Linked DNA regions of Homo sapiens: region 2 is linked to region 1. The links are chromatin contacts, found by Hi-C or POLR2A ChIA-PET in ENCODE. All regions are on one chromosome and are shown on one strand. Each heading gives the region's core, a stretch centred on a gene start or an enhancer-like site at or near the end of the contact. The rest is flanking DNA. Distances are from core to core; before and after follow the strand shown. Region 1 holds the start of MORC4 (MORC family CW-type zinc finger 4). Region 2 holds the start of CLDN2 (claudin 2).

Region 1 (3,882 bases), core at 1,249-3,748:
TCAATAACATGAATAAAAAAAAAAGAGAGGGGAGACTTTTAGATTGAAATGGATTTAAGACACATAACCACGTGCAATGTGTGCACTTGGAGTCTAGATTTAAACAAACCAACTGTAAGCAGACATTTCCGAGACAATTGGGGGAAATCTGAATATGGACTGGGCCAAGCAAAGTGGCTTGCGCCTGTAATCCCAGCACTTTGGGAGGCCAAATCAGGTAGATTGCATGAGCCCAGGAGCTTGAGACCAGCCTGGGCAACGTGGCAAAACCTCGTCTCTAGAAAATATAAAAAGTAAAAAAATGACCTGGGTGTGATGGCATGTGCCTGTAGCCCCAGCTACTCAGGAAGCTGAGTTGGGAGGATTGCTTGGTCCCAGGAGGTCAAGGCTGCAGTGAGCCAAGATCGTACCACTGCACTAAAGCCTGGGTGACACAGCAAGGCCCTGTCTCAAAAAAAAAAAAAAAAAAAAAAAAGTCTGGGTATTAGAAGACAACAAAGAATTAGTATAAATTTTGTTTGGTATAAAAGTGGCATGGTGGTTATGTTTGTTAGAAAATGTCCATGTTTCTAAAGAACACTGAAGTATGTAAAATAAAATGGCATGATGTTTGAGATTTGCCCTGAAATGCTCACAGCTTACAGAAATGGAAAAAAAAAAAAAAGAAAAGAAAAAGAAAAAGAAGAAAAGGGATATAGAAAACAAGTGCCTTAGTCAGATCTGGCTGCTGTTAACAAAGTACCATAGACTAGGTTGCGTATTAACAGCAGATGATCAGGTTCTGGTACGGTCTCTCTTCTGGGTTGCAGAATTCAGACCCTTTCTTGAGTCCTCATGGAAGAAAGAGGATGAGAGAGCTTTCTGGGGTCCTTTTTATGAGGCACTAATCCCATCATGAGGGTTCCACCCTTATGACCTAATTACTTGGCAAAGGCCCCAACTCCTAATCCCAATACCTAATACCATCATATTGGGAGTTAGGATTTCAACATACAAATTTTGGCGGGGCACAAATGTTCAGTCCATTGCAGCAGGTGTGGCAGTCTTGATAATTACTGCATCTGAGTAATAAGTACATGGGATTCATTATATTGTTTTCTGTACTTTTGTGTATTTTAAAAAATTGAAGAAAAGATAACTAAAAAACAGACAAATGTAAAGCACCCAATGGGGGTAAAAAATGATGCTCAAAGGACATAAACAGGCATTTGTAGAAGAGGAGATGCAAATGTATACTAAACATTTGAAAAGATATTCAGCCTTACTGGTAGTCAGGAAAATGCAAATTAAAACAATAAGGAGATACTATTTTTTATTGAAAAGACTATCAAAAAGTTAAAAGATTGGGACCATCTAGTGCTATGAACATGACAAAAGAGCACTGATTGTTGCTGGGAGGGCAAATTGCCTATCTTACAGTATTTATTAAGATTAAACCATGCACATGCTATTAGATGCAGCAGTCTCATCTTTTGGAATTCATTCTGTGGAGATAACAGTATCAGAAATTAATGACCTGTACACGAGTGTGTGAAGGAGCATTTTTTGTATTGTCAAAATTAAAAAAAGAGGACAACCTAAATTACCATAAAGGAATGGTCAAATAAATTATAGTTCATTCATGCCATAGAACATTACATATGTTTTTAATGAATCTGTTTTTCTATTATCAGTGTATATTTATAGTATATTAGAAAACACAGGTAAGAAAAAAGGAAAAAGTGTCTAGTTCCAGACCCAGAGATATCATCTTGGTGTATATCAAGTGGTTTTCGTTGTGTGTGTGTGTGTGTATATATATATGTATGTATGTATGTGTATATGTGTGTATGCATGCATATATATATATGTATATATGTATACATATATATTTGTTTTTCCAATAGAAAAGGCATCATGCGTTCCACAATATGTTGTAACTCCTTGTTTTCTTCATTCCTTCATGAATATTTTTCTACATCAACACATACTTATCTACAAACATGGCCTTCAAGAACTGGATGGTATTTCATTTTATGCATACTTCATAACTCGACCAATCCCCTACTTGGCGGTATTTAAGTGAATCCAATTTCTCCTTTTAGAAACACCGTCCCTGCATGCTAGCAAGACTTTGGAGATAGTTTGCTAATTGCCTTCCAGAAAGTTCTGGGTGCTTCTGGAGGCATTTGAGGCAGAGTAGGTAGAATGTTTTCCCATCAGGCGAGCTTGCTATCTTCCCAGATAGCAACACTGTAGTCTTTAGAACTTGAAAGACTTGTCTTATCTTGCCTGTTAGTCATGCAGCCTAAGCGGGACTAGGTTCCAGAAATCCCATACATGCTCTCCCTCCTCTTGCTTCATTCACGCCCCTCCCCACGCGCCACCCCCGCCCCCCGCGCTTTCCCGCTCGGCGGCCTGGCCTATGGCATACGCCAATAATTAATTAGGGGCGGGGATCAAGGAGCGGCTGTCAGGAGGTCGCCATATTTCTGTACGGCCCAGAGGCAGCCCGGGCAGTCGCCGGGTCGGTAGAGGTGCTGACAGGGCGGAGCCGCCGCTTGCCTCAGCCGGCCTCACCCCTCCCGCCCGGGACAGGTGGCTGGAGCGCGCTCCGCCTCCGCCAGCTGCGAGTGGGAGCGAGGGAGGGCCGGTCCCGGACGGTCGCCGCCAGCTGCGAGTGGAAGTGAGCGAGGGCTAGTCCCGGACCGCCGGGCCAGGGGTCCGGCGGCAGCAGACGGGTACCGTGGCGGCCAAAAAAATGCTCCTGTACCGAGGGGCCCCCGCCGGCCCTGGCGCGCCGGGCTGCGGGCTGGCCCGGCCCGGCGGCGGCCCGCAGGCCTTCGGGATCCGCCTGAGCACGGTAGGTCCGGGGCCCGAGGGGGCGGACGCGCGCGCGGGCCCCTGGGCTGCGGGGGGCGCGCGGGGAGGGCCCGGCGGGCCGAGGCCTCACGCGGGTCGGGACCTTCTCTCGCCCCCAGATGAGCCCCCGCTACCTCCAGAGCAACTCCAGCAGCCACACGCGACCCTTCAGTGCCATCGCGGAGCTGCTAGGTGAGTGGCGAGGGCGGGCCCGGCCGTGTTCGCCCGAGGCAGTGGTGCCAGCGTGGTGCCGCGGACGCGAGAGGAATGCGCAGAGCCGCGCGGGGCGGGCCGGGGCTGGGGTGGGGGCCTCGGAACCGGCCCCGGCTCCGCAGGCGGAGGAGGGGGATGGCTCTCTCGCCAGGAACTAGGTTCCGCTCATAAAACGGAGGAAACGAGGTGTGTCTGAAGCGTTAAAGACACCAGTGTGGTTTTTCTCTCGCGCTCGTGACGTTCGGGCACTTTAGGATAGCTTAGTTAGTAATCAAAAGGAGATGCATAAAAACCTCGGGCCCTGAGGCAGCTGGGTCCGCAGGGGCTGGCGACCGACGGAGGATGCCTAGCTAGCAAAGGGGCGTAGAGGACCGAGGCGGGTCCTGGGGAAAGGTCTGGAAAGCGGAGTTCCTTAACTTTTGAGACAAGAAAAGTTAGGAATGATGGGACATCTCTTAAGAGATGACACGAGTGCATTTGGCTCCCTGCTACTGCGGAGGGCTGGGTCCGTGGTCCACGAGCGCCCTCACACCGCTGGAATGAATATTGAGGACTTAACCTCTCGCTCCACCGGTGTTTGCTTTTAAAGTGTTTTCAGTTGATCCCTTCAAGCCAATTACACCAGTTTTTGCAGTAGTGTGCTACTGTGTGGAAAGCAAAGAAGAAACGCAGTCCTGCACAAAACGCAGCAGCATACAGGGCGCATTATACATGCTTTGAAAATCGAAAGAAGGAAGAAGTGTTTATGGGCAAGGTTGCACAGAACAAACTCTTGAAAATGTTTTCAAAGCTCCCCAAATGAACCCCGGTCTCTACTTAAGCAGTCGC
Region 2 (4,399 bases), core at 751-3,250, 80 kb after region 1:
GTTTTGGGGTGAGGGAGAGGGCAGAGTCAAGAAAATGCCATTACTGAGGCTTGGAATCTCTAGAGTCTGACTTGGCATAGCAGCATGCCCAGGCAGGAGGAAGAACAAGTTATTGGAGCTTATTCAAGTGATAGAAATGGCCCCATGGAGGGGGGGTTCAGCTTTCCACCAGAGTTAGGAAGACCAGCTAAATGGCGAATGGTTGGGTGGTGAGACAGGCTGGATTCAGCCAGGTTTTTGTTTGTCTGATGAGCAGTAGAGGTGAGGGCAGACAGGGTCCTGGTGTTAGAATCAAAAGATCTAGCTTCTTGTTGTGTCAGTTCTGCCTAGAACCTGCTGAGGAAGTCCTATAGCTTCTCTAGGCCCTAGTTTGTCATCTCCAAGATTTTTAGTCTCAAATAAAGGCATGGGGACAGGAAGCCACTTTGACAAATATAGAAGACTGAAGAGCTGTTATTAGAAGCAGCCAGTTTTAATAGAAGCCTCTCTTTGAGGGATCCTCCTAGAAGTCAAGTACTGGCTGCGTTGGAGGTACAGAGGACTCTAGGCCTTGTCAGCTGAATTTGTCTTCTGGGCATAGGGCCAACATACTCCATGGCCCAAGGACTGGGCAAGAAAGTTTAACTTAGGATCCTTACTTAATCTTCCCTAGTGGGGAGATTGGAGCTGCAGGAGAGGATTAGGAGGGTCAAGATTGACCGCAGCTCCTGACTTAACCCCTTCTCACCTAGGTACTTTCCCTGCTATTCTCCCCATCTCTTGCTCCAAGAGTCTTGTGCATGGTACTCTTTCTTTGGCAGTACCCTCCTAAGACTACATGGGACAGGGCACTTGGGGTTCCCAGGCTCAAGGAAGGAACTGATGTGGCCTTCTGGGGGTGATGATGGCCACCACAGCCCTCTTCTGTCAGTCAGCCTCATTTCTATATCCCTTGATCTCACTGCCCCTCATAAGAATCTGAGACACTTGCCCCCTTCTCTGAAACTCACTTCCAGCTGCCAAGGGCACTAGTAGGTGGCAAAGCCATTCCCTTGAGGCCCTACTTTCTTGAAAGTTTGTCCTTAGAGCAGTTCATCTTTCCTTCTACATCAATTGATTGATGGCAGTTCAGAGAATTGCAACTGGATTGAGAGATTTTCTTATTGTTTGAAAAAGAAGTTGATTTTTGTCCTGATCATCAAAGTAAAGCATTCTCACTTTAGAACACTGGAAAACACAGAAAGGCAGAATTTAGAAAACAAAAATCGCCTACGATCTCCCCGGCCATAAGTGCTGTGAATGTTTTGGTTCCAACTGCATTTTCAAAGAGGGCACTTGAAGAGAGTAATACCTCAGTCGAAAGAAGGAATTTCTAATGACAGACTTGCAGACCAGTGAGGGAGAGTCCTTGAAGGACCTCATGGGGAAACTTTATGACTTCACTTAGGAACCCACCTTCTGCTACCTCCCTGAGCCTTCATGCCAAGGAGGGCACTGGAGCTGGCTGTGAGGGAGTGCCCCTTCTGCCACTCCTCAGTCCCCTACACTTAGGCAGAGGGGTAAACTGTGGCTCCCTTCCTCCAATTTTTATCCCAGTCCTTTTAAGCCCCCAAACCAGAAAATATCTGATTTGGAGAGTGCTTTCTCTGGTCCTGAAGTTTTAAAGATTTGAACCTTTGTGATAGCTTTGAGGGAACAAATACCACCAACCCAAATGCCACCGGAGTTTCCCCTCCCATACCCTTCACTCAGAAACCCAAGGTGGCCCAGCCTGGCTCCACCATGGGGTGAATGGATAGTGACTAGGAAGGAAGAGTGCCCACCTCGGTGAATTTAAAAGGCAGCAACTATATCAGGATGGAGATACTTACAGGGCAGTTCTTTGCAGAGCCTTGGAGGGGGAGATGCCCCTGGAGAGGGAGAAAGGGATCCTGAGGGAGGGGAGCGAAGTACAAGGGGCCACGGGCTGAGGTGATAAAGGATTTCTAATCGTTAACCACAGCTTTGCAAAATCCATCTGCAAATCTGAGCCGTGGGTCAGAGACTTATTACAGATCAGAATTAAACCCCTGGAGGCTGGGAAAGATTGAGGCACTTTAGAAAAAAAAAAAAAAAGGTTTGGTGGGTTTTCTGTGTGTGTTTTTTTTTTTCTGTCAAAAACTCCACTCCAGCTGGGCTTTTGTGTGGTGACCTCTGTGAACCCAGGAGAGGCCTTGTGGGGAGGGGGATTTGGCCCAAGAAGGAATTCAGAACATTCCAGCTTTGAGGGTGGTGAGAGGAGGGGGCTCTGTCCCACCAATTAGGTGTCCCTGGCTAGCAGCCCTGAAGCCCAGCAGGGAGTAAGCTGCATAAACACAGCCCTGGTGAGCCAGTGCCCAAGCAGCCCTGCATGGCCTGCAGCTCCATAGACTTTTCTACTCAGCTTGATTCTCTGGCAGGCCCTCAGCCCTACCCCACCCCTAAGGTTGGTCCCAAGGCTCAAGGGCAAACATGGGTACTGTAGGTTCAGACTCTGAGTTCAAAGAGCAGGTCCTACAAGGTGGAACTGAGTAGGCCAGCATAAGGACAGGGCTCTCCTTTTTACCACACATGGCAGTGCCATGCACTATGTCATTTAAGCCTCTCAAAAGTGCTGTGAAGGCCGTGTGCAGTGGCTCACGCCTGTAATCCCAGCACTTTGGGAGGCCGAGGCGGGTGGATCACCTGAGGTCAGGAGTTCGAAAACAGCCTGGCCAACGCGGTTAAACCTTGTCTCTACTAAAAATACAAAAATTAGCTGGATGTGGTGGTGCGCACCTGTAGTCCCAGCTACACGGGAAGCTGAGGCAGGAGAATCACTTGGACCCAGGAGGCGGAGGTTGCAATGAGCCGAGATCATACCACTGCACTCCAGCCTGGGTGACAGAGTGAGACTCCATCTCAAAAAAGCAAAGCAAACAAACAAAAACCCAAACAACAACAGAAATAAAACCAAACCAAAACAAACAAACAAAAAAACATGCTGTGGAGTAGTAGAGCGCAGTGACTGGCTTTACTCTCCCAACGCAAAAAAGCTTTCTAGTTTTTTCTAAGTAGAAAAATACTAGATGCTATTGAAAAGAATTCAGAAAATGAATTATAAAGAAGAAAATAGAGGTCCTCATAATGCCACCAGCCAGAAATAATCATTGCTAACATTTTGATGTATTGTAGAAGATATCGATGGGATTTGTTTTATAAAATTGAATCACACTATACCTACAGTTTATGTAACCTTACATCATTTGTAAATAACATATCGTGGACCTATTTCCATGTCAATTAAAACACAGAACTACATCATTCTGTCATGGCTGCACTGCATTCTATCATATAAAATATGATTTATTTAATCGTAAACTACTAGACGTTTTGTTATTTTCATTTTCACTATAACCCAGCATCTTTGCACATAATACTGACAAAGTCTTAAGAATAGAATTGCTAGGTGAAAGAGTGTGCATGTTTTAAAGGCCAATACAACATGTTACAAAAATAAGACAGCCATTACTATTTCCAGATGAGGAAACCTCGGCCCAATGAGATGAAAAGAGTTGCCCAACATCCCAAGTTGAGCAGTAATAGTTAGACTTGGAATCTAGGTCTGTAGATATCTAGCTTGGCAAACTTTGCAGTGTACAACACCAACTCCCTCCCAAGGATTCCCATGTACAAATGATAAGGCCACGGTTCATTGAACACTTGCTAGGTGCCAGGCACTGTGCTGAGGTGTTTCCTATCCATGGTCTCACTGTGCTAGTACAGAGCAAGGCCTGGGTACCAAACCTGGCCACCTCTAGAGCTTGCCTCATAGTCATTATGCTTGACTCTATTTTTCAAGTCATATCAAAGCAAACAGTCGGATTTGTTGCCTAGGGTGAACTCAGTGAAGCAAACCAGAAATCATCCTCCTTCCCAAGGCGGCCCATCCCTACCTTGCAGGTACAAATGGGGCACTGATCCCCTGGCAGTGCTCCTGAGCAAGGGTCTCTCCAGGGCACTCCCTCTTGGCAGGCTGGGACACGCTAAAAGGGCAGCCATGCCTGAGCTCAGGCCTGGGGAGTCTTTGGGCATGAAAGCAAGCAAGGCTGAAGGGGTGGGAGGGATACCAGGCTAATCCTCTAACCAACTATGTGACCTCAGGCAAGCCTCTCCATTTTCTTTTCCCAGGCTTCACCCAGCCGAATTCCCAAGGCTGGGTGAATGAATGTGAATGCATTTTGACAAGTAGAAAATGCTGATTGAATGCAGAATGTAGTAGAGGGGCACCTTATCAGTTCATAGTGACTGTGCAATTGAGGATAGGAAAAGGCAGAATCTTAGGGGCAGGTGCCAGGGCGGATGAGGAGACTGTGTTGGCAGGATGTGGTTTCCAGATTGGCAATCATTCAAGGACTGGGTT

The links. Hi-C counts contacts between places; a loop is a spot of excess contacts on that map. ChIA-PET counts read pairs that join two places held with the same protein, here RNA polymerase II (POLR2A). Pooled maps may share reads with other maps.
Region 2: POLR2A ChIA-PET joins it to region 1 with 9 read pairs in H1. The contact joins the promoter of CLDN2 here to the promoter of MORC4 in region 1. A Hi-C loop is called at or near these places in 1 of 50 pooled maps. POLR2A ChIA-PET finds 5 or more read pairs at or near these places in 5 of 52 experiments (BJ, H1, IMR-90 and 2 more).

Annotation. Positions count from the first base shown.
Region 1 is chrX:106,998,828-107,002,709 of GRCh38, reverse strand. It overlaps MORC4 (MORC family CW-type zinc finger 4), which reads left to right and starts at 2,498. Exons shown (of 17, transcript NM_024657.5): 1 at 2,498-2,842; 2 at 2,961-3,033. The coding sequence starts at 2,741. RefSeq lists silencers at 2,434-2,513, 2,524-2,733.
Region 2 is chrX:106,918,003-106,922,401 of GRCh38, reverse strand. CLDN2 (claudin 2) reads right to left here and starts at 2,000. Exons shown (of 2, transcript NM_020384.4): 1 at 1,851-2,000.